Regions from separate parts of the Homo sapiens genome. Here regions 1 and 3 are each linked to region 2. A link is a contact called in ENCODE Hi-C or POLR2A ChIA-PET data. All regions are on one chromosome and are shown on one strand. Each heading gives the region's core, a stretch centred on a gene start or an enhancer-like site at or near the end of the contact. The rest is flanking DNA. Distances are from core to core; before and after follow the strand shown. Region 1 overlaps LARGE1 (LARGE xylosyl- and glucuronyltransferase 1). Region 2 holds the start of LARGE-AS1 (LARGE antisense RNA 1). Region 3 overlaps LARGE1 (LARGE xylosyl- and glucuronyltransferase 1).

Evidence for each region. A loop is a pair of places that touch in the nucleus more often than their neighbours do. ChIA-PET counts read pairs that join two places held with the same protein, here RNA polymerase II (POLR2A). Pooled maps may share reads with other maps.
Region 1: a map of heart right ventricle shows a loop between it and region 2 (1.9-fold over the local background). The contact joins the enhancer-like site here to the promoter of LARGE-AS1 in region 2. A Hi-C loop is called at or near these places in 2 of 168 maps with a recorded cell type or tissue (Right ventricle myocardium inferior and heart right ventricle). POLR2A ChIA-PET finds 5 or more read pairs at or near these places in 1 of 52 experiments (K562).
Region 3: a loop to region 2 is called in a map of heart right ventricle, with 1.9 times the contacts of the local background. The contact joins the enhancer-like site here to the promoter of LARGE-AS1 in region 2. A Hi-C loop is called at or near these places in 2 of 168 maps with a recorded cell type or tissue (heart right ventricle and sigmoid colon) and 1 of 50 pooled maps. POLR2A ChIA-PET finds 5 or more read pairs at or near these places in 1 of 52 experiments (CD4-positive, alpha-beta T cell).

The regions. Positions count from the first base shown.
Region 1 is chr22:33,604,081-33,608,299 of GRCh38, reverse strand. LARGE1 (LARGE xylosyl- and glucuronyltransferase 1) reads left to right here. Exons shown (of 15, transcript NM_133642.5): 5 at 3,742-3,865. Among named protein-coding and RNA genes, the nearest start is that of SNORA50B, 99 kb to the left of the region's middle. Within about 2 kb of position 2,444, at least 3 of the 41 ENCODE cell types and tissues checked have a DNase peak (open chromatin) inside an H3K27ac peak, as active enhancers do; they include heart right ventricle, where a contact is called at or near this core.
Region 2 is chr22:33,723,683-33,727,540 of GRCh38, reverse strand. It overlaps LARGE-AS1 (LARGE antisense RNA 1), which reads right to left and starts at 2,555. Exons shown (of 7, transcript NR_038950.1): 1 at 2,440-2,555; 2 at 1,785-1,929; 3 at 1-50. All of the region lies in intron 2 of LARGE1 (LARGE xylosyl- and glucuronyltransferase 1), which reads left to right.
Region 3 is chr22:33,656,899-33,660,844 of GRCh38, reverse strand. The region is part of intron 2 of LARGE1 (LARGE xylosyl- and glucuronyltransferase 1); the gene reads left to right. Among named protein-coding and RNA genes, the nearest start is that of SNORA50B, 46 kb to the left of the region's middle. Within about 2 kb of position 1,849, at least 10 of the 41 ENCODE cell types and tissues checked have a DNase peak (open chromatin) inside an H3K27ac peak, as active enhancers do; they include heart right ventricle, where a contact is called at or near this core.

The sequences.
Region 1 (4,219 bases), core at 1,195-3,694, 120 kb after region 2:
TGGAAAGTATGATGCATTAGAGCAAATATAAGAAGCTTGGTCCATTTATTATTGTCACCCCATGGCTAAAATTAAGCTGCCCCTCTACTGTAGATGAACATGCAACTTGACCATGATATAGGCTTACCTTTATCCATTCTCCGTTAATAAGAATCCATTATGGCAACTGTGGCCTTGGGAGACAGTCGTGGAAACACTGAGGGCCAAATGGACCGTCTGTCTCCCTGGTGACTTTGTCCTGCTGCCTCTGACTTGGCCCTCAGGTAAGCCACTGGCCAGTGGGCAAACACAGCATTGTCCCTTCATGCCACCAAGCATCACCAAGGCCCAGTGGCAGCTTCTTATAGGGCATTTAGGGAAGCTGTAGGGAAAATATGCCCCTTTCCCCTGAGCATGGTGAGCATAGATAATTTTATGGGAAAGTTGCAGTCTTTAAAAGGCAGTGGGTCCCATGGGGAAATTCTGCAGTGCTGACTGCTTTTTGATTCGTTTATTCAGTTTATTACCCTTAGGCACCTGTTACATGTATGGCAGGTTGGCCTTGAGAAATTTCTTTCTTCAGGTCTAGACCCACCCATTCAGCAGCAGCACTGGCTTTGCCACCCCTGACTTCAGCTTGGTTGCCCAATCCCAGACTCACTGTCCTCCTCCAAGGTGCCTTTCTCATTGTATTCCCTGTCCTGGAGCCATTGCCGCTGACCCAGGAACCCCAGTGTTGCCTTCTGCTCCTCCCTCTTTTTTTTCTCATATCTAATATCTGTTCTCCTGAAATCCTCTAGATCCAGCTTCCTTGTTGCTCTTCCTGGGATAGACACTTTTTTTTTTTTTTTTTTTTTTTGAGATGCAGTTTTGCTCTTGTTGCCCAGGCTGGAGTGCAATGGCACGATCTTGGCTCACAGCAACCTCTGCCTCCCAGGTTCAAGTGCTGCTCCTGCCTCAACCTCCCAAGTAGCTGGAATTACAGGCATCTGCCACCACGCCTGGCTAATTTTGTATTTTTAGTAGAGACAGGGTTTCGCCATGTTGGTCAGGCTGGACTCAAACTCGTGACCTCAGGTGATCCGCCCACCTCGGCCTCCCAAAGTGCTAGGATTACGGGTATGAGCCACGGCACCTGGCCAACACTGTCTTAATCGGATTCTCATTTCACATCCACCAAGTCTAATGATCTCCTAAATGACATGTCTACATCTGTTCCCCTCATCTCCCATCTATCCATTCAGTTCATTGATTCAACTCCTACTCTCTTCTAGGCACTGTGCTGTAGATCATGGGCCTGTCTATTTGAATGTATCTGATGTGATCCTTGAGCTTGCTGAGCTCACATGGGGGGTGTAGACAAGTAGACAGGCAACCACTACATAAGGATGAGTAGGCCGGTACGTATGGCTGGGATAACAGTTAGGAAGGACCCCTGACCTAGATGTGGGTAGTCAGGAAAGGATCCTAGGAGCAAATGATGGCGGTCCTAAGGCAGACTAAGAGATAACCAAGTGCTGAATGTGGAGGTGCAGGGTGGGCAAGACTGTGAGCTCCATGACAGCAGGGGCAGTGTGGGTATGTCTGACTCACCACTGTGTCCCCAGCATCCAGCTCATCCCCTGACAAATAGGGTGTACTCAGTGAGGATTTATTGAATGAGCAACTGCGGGACAGATGCCTGCAGAGCAAGCTAAATATGATAAGGCCCAGGGTGGAGAGAGAGCACGGGGTAGGGGGCGGGAAACTGAGAGATGGTCTGTATGTCTGGAACATAGGACAGGTGTGGGGAGTGACCATGCCGACGGCCGAGAGCTAAAAGGCCAGTCATCCTGCCCCCCACACCTCCCTGAAGTCTAGTCTGTTAATTTTTATTTTATTTTATTTTATTTCATTTTATTTTATTTATTTATTTTGTGATGGGGTCTCGCTCCATCACCCAGGCTGGAGTGCAGTCGTGCAATCTCGGCTCACTGCAACCTCCACCACCCAGATTCAAGCAATTTTCCTGCCTCAGCCTCCCAAGTAGCTGGGACTACAGGCATGTGCCACCACACCAGGCTAATTTTTTGTGTTTTTAGTAGAGATGGGGTTTCACTGTGTTACCCAGGATGGTCTCGATCTCCTGATCTCATTATCTACCCACCTTGGCCTCCCAAAGTGCTGGGATTACAGGCGTGAGCCGCCGTGCCCTGTCCAAACTGTTTTAATTAAACTTTCATTGCATTCTCATGTCCTTCTCTGCTCCAACCCTGGAGCCCTACTAAGCCCCTCCGCCCCCGGCCCCCACTCCTAATACACCCTGGGCCCAGCCTTTGTCTGTTGCTCTCCTCAGATTGCATCCCCTCTGCCTTCTTCTCTTGTCAAAGTCCTGCATTTCCCTTTAGGGCACAGCTTCCCTCTCCTCTTACACGTCCTTCTGACCCTGTCAGAATTGGCTGCTGCTCTTACTCCCGTGGAACTTTGTGTTCTTTTGTAGTCCTTATCACATTCCGCCCCGTGCTTATATTTAACTGCGCTCGTCTGTCTCTGAGCAGTATGAGCTCTTTGAGGTCAGCGGGCCGGGTCATTCTCATCTTTGTATTTCCCACAGTGCTTTATTTCTAGTAGGTACTCATTCATGGCATTACGCTTTATGTCATTATTTGTAGTAGCACAATAGTATTTATGCTAGTAGTTCTTGACTGACGTATTGCTTTGTATCTAGCCAGTAGGGCGCATCTGCTATTGATTATTATCCCATGTTTATTTTTGATGTGCCGTATTTTGCACTTCTTATTTTATTTAATCAACACAGCAGCCTGATGAGAAGGTCTTTCTCCACATTTTCCAGAATGTAGAAATAGCAGTGCAGAGGGGTAAGTGACATGCTCAAGATTCCCACTCATACATTTCAGACCTGGGTTTGGAACCTGTTTCCATTTAACTCCGGAAGTTTTGCCCTTGCGTAATGCTCCTTGGTATTTCGGGTGCTGCCTCAGTAAAAGCAACATCAGACATCTCAGCTCCTAACTGAAAGTGTTCAGGGCATAATGAAGTTGTTTGCCACCAGAATCTGATTTTATTATCAAAAGTATTAAAGTAACCGCTTGGTTGGCACAGAATCCACTTTGGTCTGAGTTCTGGCCACCAAAGCTTTCAGTAGAGGCTGGAGGCCATTGGCTTAGTATACAACCTGGAAGTGGTCTATTTCAGATGAACAAAAGCTATAGAAATATTAAAAGTGAGGACAGGCTGTTACTGGGTGATGGGAGCTCCCGATGACTCCATCTTAAAGCCTGGTTTTCTTTTGGAGAGGAACAAGCAGAAGACAGAACTTACACTGTGCTATTGGAGAAGTCTCTTGCCAGCCGCCTGCAGCCAGTCTAAAAAACTTACACTACATTGTTGTGTTTCTGCGTTAAGGCTGATAAGTCAGATATAAAGGTTGACCAAATTGTTAACACATGCTCTACTTACGGCTTTCAGAAAAAAATGAATCCTAATAACAGGTATGGCGTTTGGCCTGAATTGGGTGTCAGTAGTGATTGGTGGTTGGTTGTCACTTCTCTGAGTCACAGAGGTTGGGTGAGATGACTTCTCTCCTTTTCAGCTCCTGCAGCCTCACCAGTGAGCACTGTTTTCGTAACATTCCAGATTTACTTTCACAATTGCCGTTAGAAACGTGCCCCACCGTAGGAACTGTGAAGAGTGTGTTTTTGCAGCTGTAATTCAAAGAGCCGTACCTCTCCACCTGACCCTTCCTTCTCACACTCCCCACAGACGGAACCCTCTGCACTTCCACCTTATTGCTGACTCCATTGCGGAGCAGATCCTGGCCACGCTCTTCCAGACCTGGATGGTGCCCGCTGTGCGTGTGGACTTCTACAATGCAGACGAGCTCAAGGTATGGGCAGGAGGGGAGGCACTTCCGTGATCTCCTCTAGCTGGAAGCGTTATTACTTGTGGTTGAGCAGACTGTAGCAATGCCAGAAATCTCAGCTCCTAACTGAAAATGTGTAGGGCGTAAGGAAGTTGTTTGCCAGCAGAATCTGATTTTATTATCGAAGTATTAAAGTAACCCCTTTGAGTGCACAAAATCCACTTTGGTCTGTGAGTTTTGACCACCAAGGCTTTCTGGAGACGCTGGAGAGCATTGGCCTGGTGTATAATCTGAAAGTGGTCTATGGTAGCTGTCATCTAGAGAGTTCCATTACCCAGTGAAGTAAAGGCTGAACTCAGACCCCCATGGGCTGGGGTT
Region 2 (3,858 bases), core at 1,306-3,805:
AGTAAGCTACATCTCTCTCCACGTTCTGTTTTCCATCTTCACTGACATTGCTGTAGGGTGGTGAGAGAAACAGGGCATTAGATACACTCTTTTACTTTATTTGGTTTAGCAAAATATTAGCACCTTTATGGGTCTTGGTTCCTCATTGCGATATATACAAGAGTAATACCTACTACCTCCTTTAATGAGAGAATTGAATCAGATGGTGAATGGATCACCCTCTGTTCAGTGCCCAGCCCCAAACAGATGCTAATTAAATGGCTTAATCAAACCAGCTCAGGCTGTTACTGGATGTCATCCCTTGGCACAGTCTGACATTTCTTGATTCTTGTTAACAGCCCTATAACAATATTGTCATAAGAAATAGAAAACATCATTTTCTTTAGGGACCAATTTGGAGCCCATCCATAACTGTCTTCCAGCTCCTCCTGGCTTCCCCCTGTCACCTTGACCTTCAGGGAGCCTTGTTTCTGCTGCCGGCATTGACCCATCCGTGCTAGCCATGACAGACTGATTCTCCCTACCCGGCTTTTCCAAATCTACTCACATCTCATCTCAAAACCTCTTTCTCTCATCCATATTGCCTTGCTTTCTCATTCCTTTGCCATTTAGTAGGTAATGATTTCTATTAAGATGATCATCAGGATTTATTGAGCAGAGAGGTAGATATTGACACTGACTGGGAGGCATGATCCGAGTGGGGAGGGAATTCTGTCCCTGCACCCCAATTCCCCCAGTCTTGCCTGCTGCTTATAAAGTTAGCTGGAGTCCCAGTGTAGTGCCCCATCTGTGCAGTAGGGAAATTGCCCACCTTGGGGCTGGCCAAGTAATGGAAGCTTCACAAATACACCATATTAAAAAGGACTTTGCACATCTGGCATTAGAATATTTCCAGCCCTGGCTCAGTGCTTGGCACAGGTGGCTGTTCACAGATATTTTTAGAAGCAAGGAAAGGAGGAGGGGAGGAGTATATCATAAGACATTTGGCATCTCCTGCCTTTGCTGAGTAAAGGGGAAGGAATTTAGGATTTGTACGGTGAATATTGCCACGTGTTTACGAGTATTTATATAATGCTAATATTTCAGTTGCAGGGAAAAACTTGTCCTGAAGATGTTAAAGCTGGAAGTCAGTGATCTTCTACACCTCCTGGAATTTTATAGCTGTGTGCTCTCAGGTTTAGAGTCAGGAGGGGAAGGCCCAGGGCCATGTGTCATTTCTTGGCAGAGCTTGGCTTAGGACTACTTTTCATCCATTCCCTGTTCTTTTCCATATTTCCCAGTTTTCCCATTTTTGTCTCAATCTGTCTGCCTGTCTGTTGCACTCTACCCATCTACTTATTTACCTGTCGGCTTCCACTGTGCTCTAGAATGTTGCCCACTGTGATCTTTTGGGCAAGTTAATGTCTCAGGGCCCAGTTTCCTCAACTGGAAAAAAAAAAAAAAAAGAGTAGCTGTGAAAATAAATAGTGATTTATAAGCGCTAGATTTTGGGGGCTGGAGAATCCTTCCTTATGGGGGGCAGGGAGGCTGTCTTGTGAACTGTATGACATTTTGCAGCTTTCCGAACCTACTATGTACCAGCAGCATCTCTCCCCTGATTTGTGACTCCAAAAGTGTCTCCAGACATTGCCAAATGTCTCCGCGGCAGGGGGGCAAATTGCCCTTGGCTGAAAAGTACTGGCACAGAGTAAGCAATTATTAAATATTGTTTTAAAAAAAACACTGTCATTATGACTATTCTGCAGTTATTTAATTTATCTGAAAAGTGTTCATTTGGTGCTTACTGTATATACTGCAGAGCTCTGAGCCGTGAGAGGCAAGTGGAAAATGTAAGCCTGATGTTCTTGCTTTCTAGGAGATTACGATGCGGTTCACAGTCACACACCTGTGGATGGGCTTCCGAGGGGGCTTTGAACGTTTTGTTTCAACCTAAATTTAGCAAAAGGACAATTGTGAGGCTTGAGAGGCATGTCTGCATGCTCCCAGACCTTCTCTTTGGGTTCGTGGTCCTCCCCTACCCTGCCCCTTTTGATTACCAGTGAATGCAGCAGTGGTGACAGGTAAATGACCTTGTTGGTTGGTCCTCTAGTTCCTGATGAACCCTCAACTGGGAGGGACTGTCTGTGAATCAGAGCAGCTGGCTCTTTGAAAAGAAAGGCACTATTGCACAGTTGCTGCTGCTGACCCTTGCATTCAGAATACCGGCCGAGGCCAATGGGCAGGTCACCACCCTGTCGCCTCTGTGCTCCTGCCTCCCAGACCACATCCTGGGATTCTTCCCTCGCCCCATGCAGTAGCAGAAGGGTGTCACAAAGCGACTCTGCTCAGACCCACCATCAGACCTGACCGCTGGCCTTTCCAGAGCTTCCAGAGCCACTCAGCCCTGCCCTCCTGGCTCTGCCTCCCGCGGCCCCCACCCTTGTGTCTTCTCTTACTCACCTCACACACACCTGCTCTCCTCACTGTGCGCACTGCCCTGGCCCCGCTTCTGGGAATGCTCTTTCCATGGATCCCTTGTAGCCCCTTTACTTCCTGCAGGTCTTTGTTTACACTTCACCTTGTGAGAGAGGGCCCTTTATGAAGTCAGAATCAGAACCCTCCTCCTCCCACCCCACCTTTCCTTCCTTTATTTCCTTCACAACTCTGATCACTGCCTGATGCCTCCACTGTATTTGCTGGCTGTTGAGACTGTCTCTTTTCTATGTTCTCCCGCTGGACTGTAAACTCCCTGAGGGCAGGTGATTGGTTGGTCATGTTCAGTACACTTAGAAGTGCCCAGCTTGTCCCAGACACTCAGTAATAATTGCCGAATGAATGAATGGATGAATAAATGAATGAGCCAAGGGAGAAGAAGTTACCATGACTGTTACAAAGTTGATAAATGCATGCAGAGCCTTTGTTCACCATTTTCTGGGAGGAATGGGTCTCCCGTACCATAGCCTGTGGGCATGGCTGGGTGGAGTTTGGTCTACATTATATCAACTCTTCCCTTCTCTATCTGGAGATAATTCTCTCCTGGGTAATGAGCCTACTGGAGCATACAGATGAGGGCACGAAGGTGACCCTTATAGAACTGTGGCTGAGAGCCAGGGATTCCCACTTCCACCTCCACCCCCATAGCATCATCAGTCTAGTCAAGAAAGACCCGTGGTCTTTGTATTATGGGACTTAGTCCTTCATTGTCCCTGTGGCTCTGCTTTTCACCCCTGTCTCATGCTCTCCTCCTTCACCCTTCCCATCTGATGTGTGCTGAATTGTTAGGAGAACAGCAAAAATGCATTCCTTTGCTGACACTTCTCTACCTGTGGTTGTCTTCCACTCTGCGTCATGTGCCGTATCCGCCTGTCACCCCGGCACACTGTCAGCCACGCAGCCTCTCGTTCCCTGTGTTTCCTTGCACACTCGTGCTCTGCTGGCCTCTGTCACTCTCACTGGGCGTCCTGCCTGCCTTCCCACCCCCTGCACGTGTCCCTGTTGGCACTTCCCTATTCACACTCTCCTCTCCACCAAGCTTCCTTTGACGCTTCCTCTTTCAAGCTGTGCAGCCTTCTTCAGCTGACAGTTCAGCATCGTTCCATTTCTGAAGCAGGGAATTGGTTTGGTGGGCACTAGCTCCAAGTTTGCCTTTGTGGTATTTCTAGCCTCCTTCATTCTCTTTCCTGTTTTGGCTGCAACCAAAGGCTGGGCTCAGTGATGAATCGCAATTGGGTTTGGTGGCCCAGCCGGGCCCTTCTCAGGTTAAGGGTGGTATAGGGAGTTGTGTGAATGAATGAGGTCCCGCAGAGAGACCATCACACATGGGTAGAGGGGGAAAAAAGGGGGGCTCAGAATGCCTGTGTGGATGGCAGTCTCCTGAAA
Region 3 (3,946 bases), core at 600-3,099, 66 kb after region 2:
ATGAAATCTTTCATCTTGAGTGCTGCTAAAGAGAAAATTAAGAAATTCTATAGTATTTCTGCATTTGATTTTATAGTAAATAGCCACATTGAGGACACTCAGTTGATGCTTTGCAAAGGATAAAATCGTTATGGTTGTTTAGCTTTTAGTTTTGATGAATCTACCAACAAAGGGGATTGTGTCCAACTATTGCATATGTATGAAATAGGACTCAAGAAACTGGGGAAGGAGAAAGGATGCTTTCTCAGACTCAACCATTGGAGACCGTCACTAACGCTGGTGATGCCTTCAAGGCTGTGTAAAAGTGATTGAAGTTTAGGGGCTAACTGGGGGCAGAGGCTCTTCAAAGATGACTGGAATGTGAATTTATTGTGCTCTCACACACAGATCAATTGTCAGGATTTGCGGTGAATATCTATTCACCTTTTCTAGTATACACTGTTATCATTACCCTCCAATGACGGTTTTCTAAACCACCTGGTGATCTAAGAGAAGACCTTCACTCTGCTGTCAAGTCCTTCCATTTTTCTAGGAAACAGAGCACTAAATACATTATCTTTTTTGGCCTTGGTTGGTGACGATTTGAATGCTACTAACAAAGCCCTTTTGTCCATACTCAGACTCCTTGAGTATATGACGGGCCAGTTATAGAAGCAGGAAGACATGGTTGCCCCACCATGGTAACAGCAGTTCAAAGACCAACTGCCTCCAACTTTCAAAACTTAGCATATTTGGCAAAAAAAAAAAAAAAAAACACACACACACACACACACAACAAAACATTTGAAGCTTTGAAATCATTGAACCTGAAGTTTCAAAAGACAAAAACTGGTATCATTGCTCGTTAGAACACACTTCAAGCATTTGTAGTCTAAACCCAGGTATAGGTACAGCAAATTGGTGCTAAAAATGTCTTCATTTTCTTGACTTAATGAAGCTCTTTAAGCTAACGTTCTTGGAAATGATTTTATGGAAGACAAAAGTCAGATCTCATTCAGCCTATTATGGTGCAGTGAATCCAGGCCTCTTTCCCTGGCACTGTAGTTGCAAATTCTTTTTAGAAGCTAGTGAGGAACTCTCCTTTTTTTTTTTTTTTTTTTAACTGTTCTTCCATCTTTGTCAGAAGATCTGTCTCCAGGGCCTTTGCTGGAACTCAAGTGTGCTTTGGTTGCCAAAGATAACTTCCAGAAAATCACTTAGGGGAATTTTGGGGCAAAACATTCCCTGTGTACCTCATAAAAAGCGAGCAGCCTTTGTGTGTCATCATTGCCATTTTCCTTCCCACAGCAAATCTGATTCCATGCTTTTGAAACTTAAGAAAATGGCTCAGCCTGGACCTGTGTCTTGCTGTGACTTATAAACTGCCTAGAAAAGAAAAGCTGATGACACGTTGGCAGACTCAGCTCTCCTGTGGACATCTCATGATCAAAATTAACTTTTAAGATCAAACTGAGTTTTCTAAATTTTTCTAAAATGACTTTGGCTGCAATATTTAATTTACTTTGAAATATCAAATGATATTAGATATTTGGCATTGAATGAGGGTGTGAAATCTTTATGTTAATTAAAAGGAGGGCATTTTCTAACAAAAATTACAAATTGCTAAATGAATATAGTCTCATATGGAGAATGAAAAATTGAAACATATATTGGAATAAGGTGACCTGTGATTGGTCAAGAGAAAGGAACCAGAAACCGGAGAAGCTGGATAGTCAGGCAGCTGGGCTAGAAGGGAACTGCTTTTGAAGGAGACTGTCTTCCAGGAAGCAGGGCGATGCCGAGGAGCAAAGCAGGCCCTATGCTTGGAGGAGCTACAATACCAGGAAATCATGTGGGTCTGGGTCACATGATGGAAGCTGCTGAGAGAATACAGTAGAGGCTTGTGTAAGGGAAATGGAGTGCAGGGTCAGAGCAATACTATAATTAAGTGTGGCAATGCTAAGACTTCCTTTGAATCTAGAGAGTCTGGGGAAATGCCTCAGCCAGCATTTCTCAACCTTCATTACACATGAGAATCCCATGGGAGTGGCTGTTTTTAAAAATGCTGAAAACCCAAAGGAATATAAATCATTCTGTTACAAAGATACATGCACACATATGTTTATTGCAGCACTATTCCCAATAGCAAAGACTGGAATCAACCCAGATGCCCATCAGTGATAGATTCAATAAAGAAAATATGGTACATATACACCATGGAATACTATGCAGCCATAAAAAGGAATGAGACAATGTCCTTTGCATGAACATGGATGAAGCTGGAAGCCATTATCCTCAGCAGAGTAACACAGGAAAAGAAAACCAAAAATCGCATGTTCTCACTCATAAGTGGAAGCTGAACAATGAGCACATGGACACAAGTAGGGGAACAACACACACTGGGGCCTGTTGGGGAGTTGGCAGGGGAGGGAGAGCATCAGTAAGAGTAGCTAATGGATGCTGGGCTTAATAGCTAAGTGATGGGTTGATCTGTGCAGCAAACCACTGTGGCACATGTTTACCATGTAACAAACCTGCATGTCCTGCACATGTATCCCGGACCGTAAAATTAAATTAAAATTTTTTTTTAAATGCTGATAACTAGACCCCCACCTCCAGAGATGCTATATGAATTCATCTAGGTTGGGACCTGTGCACATTCATATTGTTTCCTAAGTTTTTTAATGGAAGCCCAGATTGAGGACCACTGGCCTGAGGGACCAGGGAATGAAGCAGAAACAACAACCGCAACCACAAATTAGGCTGGACTTGTTCGGAGGGTGTTGAATAGGAGACATTCCGGTTCGGTGCGGAAAGAGCCATTTATCTGGAGCCAGTGAACCTGGGTTCAAGACTCTCCCTCTGCCATTGTTGCTGGGATGACATGGAACTAGTTAAATCATGTGCCTGTTTCTCTTTTTTTTTTTTCATTAGTCAAATGGAAATAGTGAGAATACCCACTTCATGACAGCGTTGCATAAATTAAAATGAGACGATGCAGACACAGCACCCAAGGACATGTACTCAGGGGGAACTGACCAAGTGTTTGTTGAATTTGATGGATGACCTTGAAGTAGATAGAGTTGTTTTTGTGCATTATCAGACTGCAAACGTGGTGGAAATAGGATTGAAGAATGTTATCCGTGGCACCTGCGAGTGAGCTGACAGGAACAGGGAGAAATCAGAGGCAGGGGGACTAGCCCAGGAGACCCACACAATGTTCTAGGACAGGATCCATAATCTATGGCCAAAAAGTATGCCTGATCTGGCCCTCTGCTTGTGTTTGGAAATAAAATTTGACTGGAACACAGCCACAGCCATTTGTTATGTATTTCTATGGCCGCTTTTATGCTACAATGGCAGTCAAGTGCTTGAAGCAGAGATAGCATAGCCTGCGAAGTAAAGCACATTGACTCTCTGGATGTTTACAGAAAAAGTTTGATGACCCCTGTTTTAGGATAAGATTAAGAGGCTTGGCTTCGGATGAGATGTTTGAAATCAAATGGGAAGAGCAAGTGCTTCAAACATCAGGAAGAAAGAATTGGCAGGCTTTAGTGACAGATTGTACGTAGGGAGATTTTGCCATATAAAGGTTAGGGATGTAGTGTCTTTATCACGGGCAGGATGATGCAACCGGACAGCTTTCCTGAAATCTGGCACTAAGTGCAAGAGTTTGCTTTCCTAGACTAGAGAGATCTGGGTCTGTCACCCCTGAAAGGGTCTGAGCCCCCTTCATGGGAGGCCCATCCAGACCCTGGCCCTGCCTGCATTAATGAGTCCCAGTCCTATTCATTTCAAAGTGGTGGATCCCACATGCAGTACCAGATGCCAGCACTCTGGAGAGATCCAGAGATACTCAGCACATTCAGATTGATTGAGATCATCACTTAGGACATTTTGGATGGTAAGTCCCTAATCTCTGTCACTGCACTGCACGGAGGTTGATTTTCAATTTACCTTCTTTGTT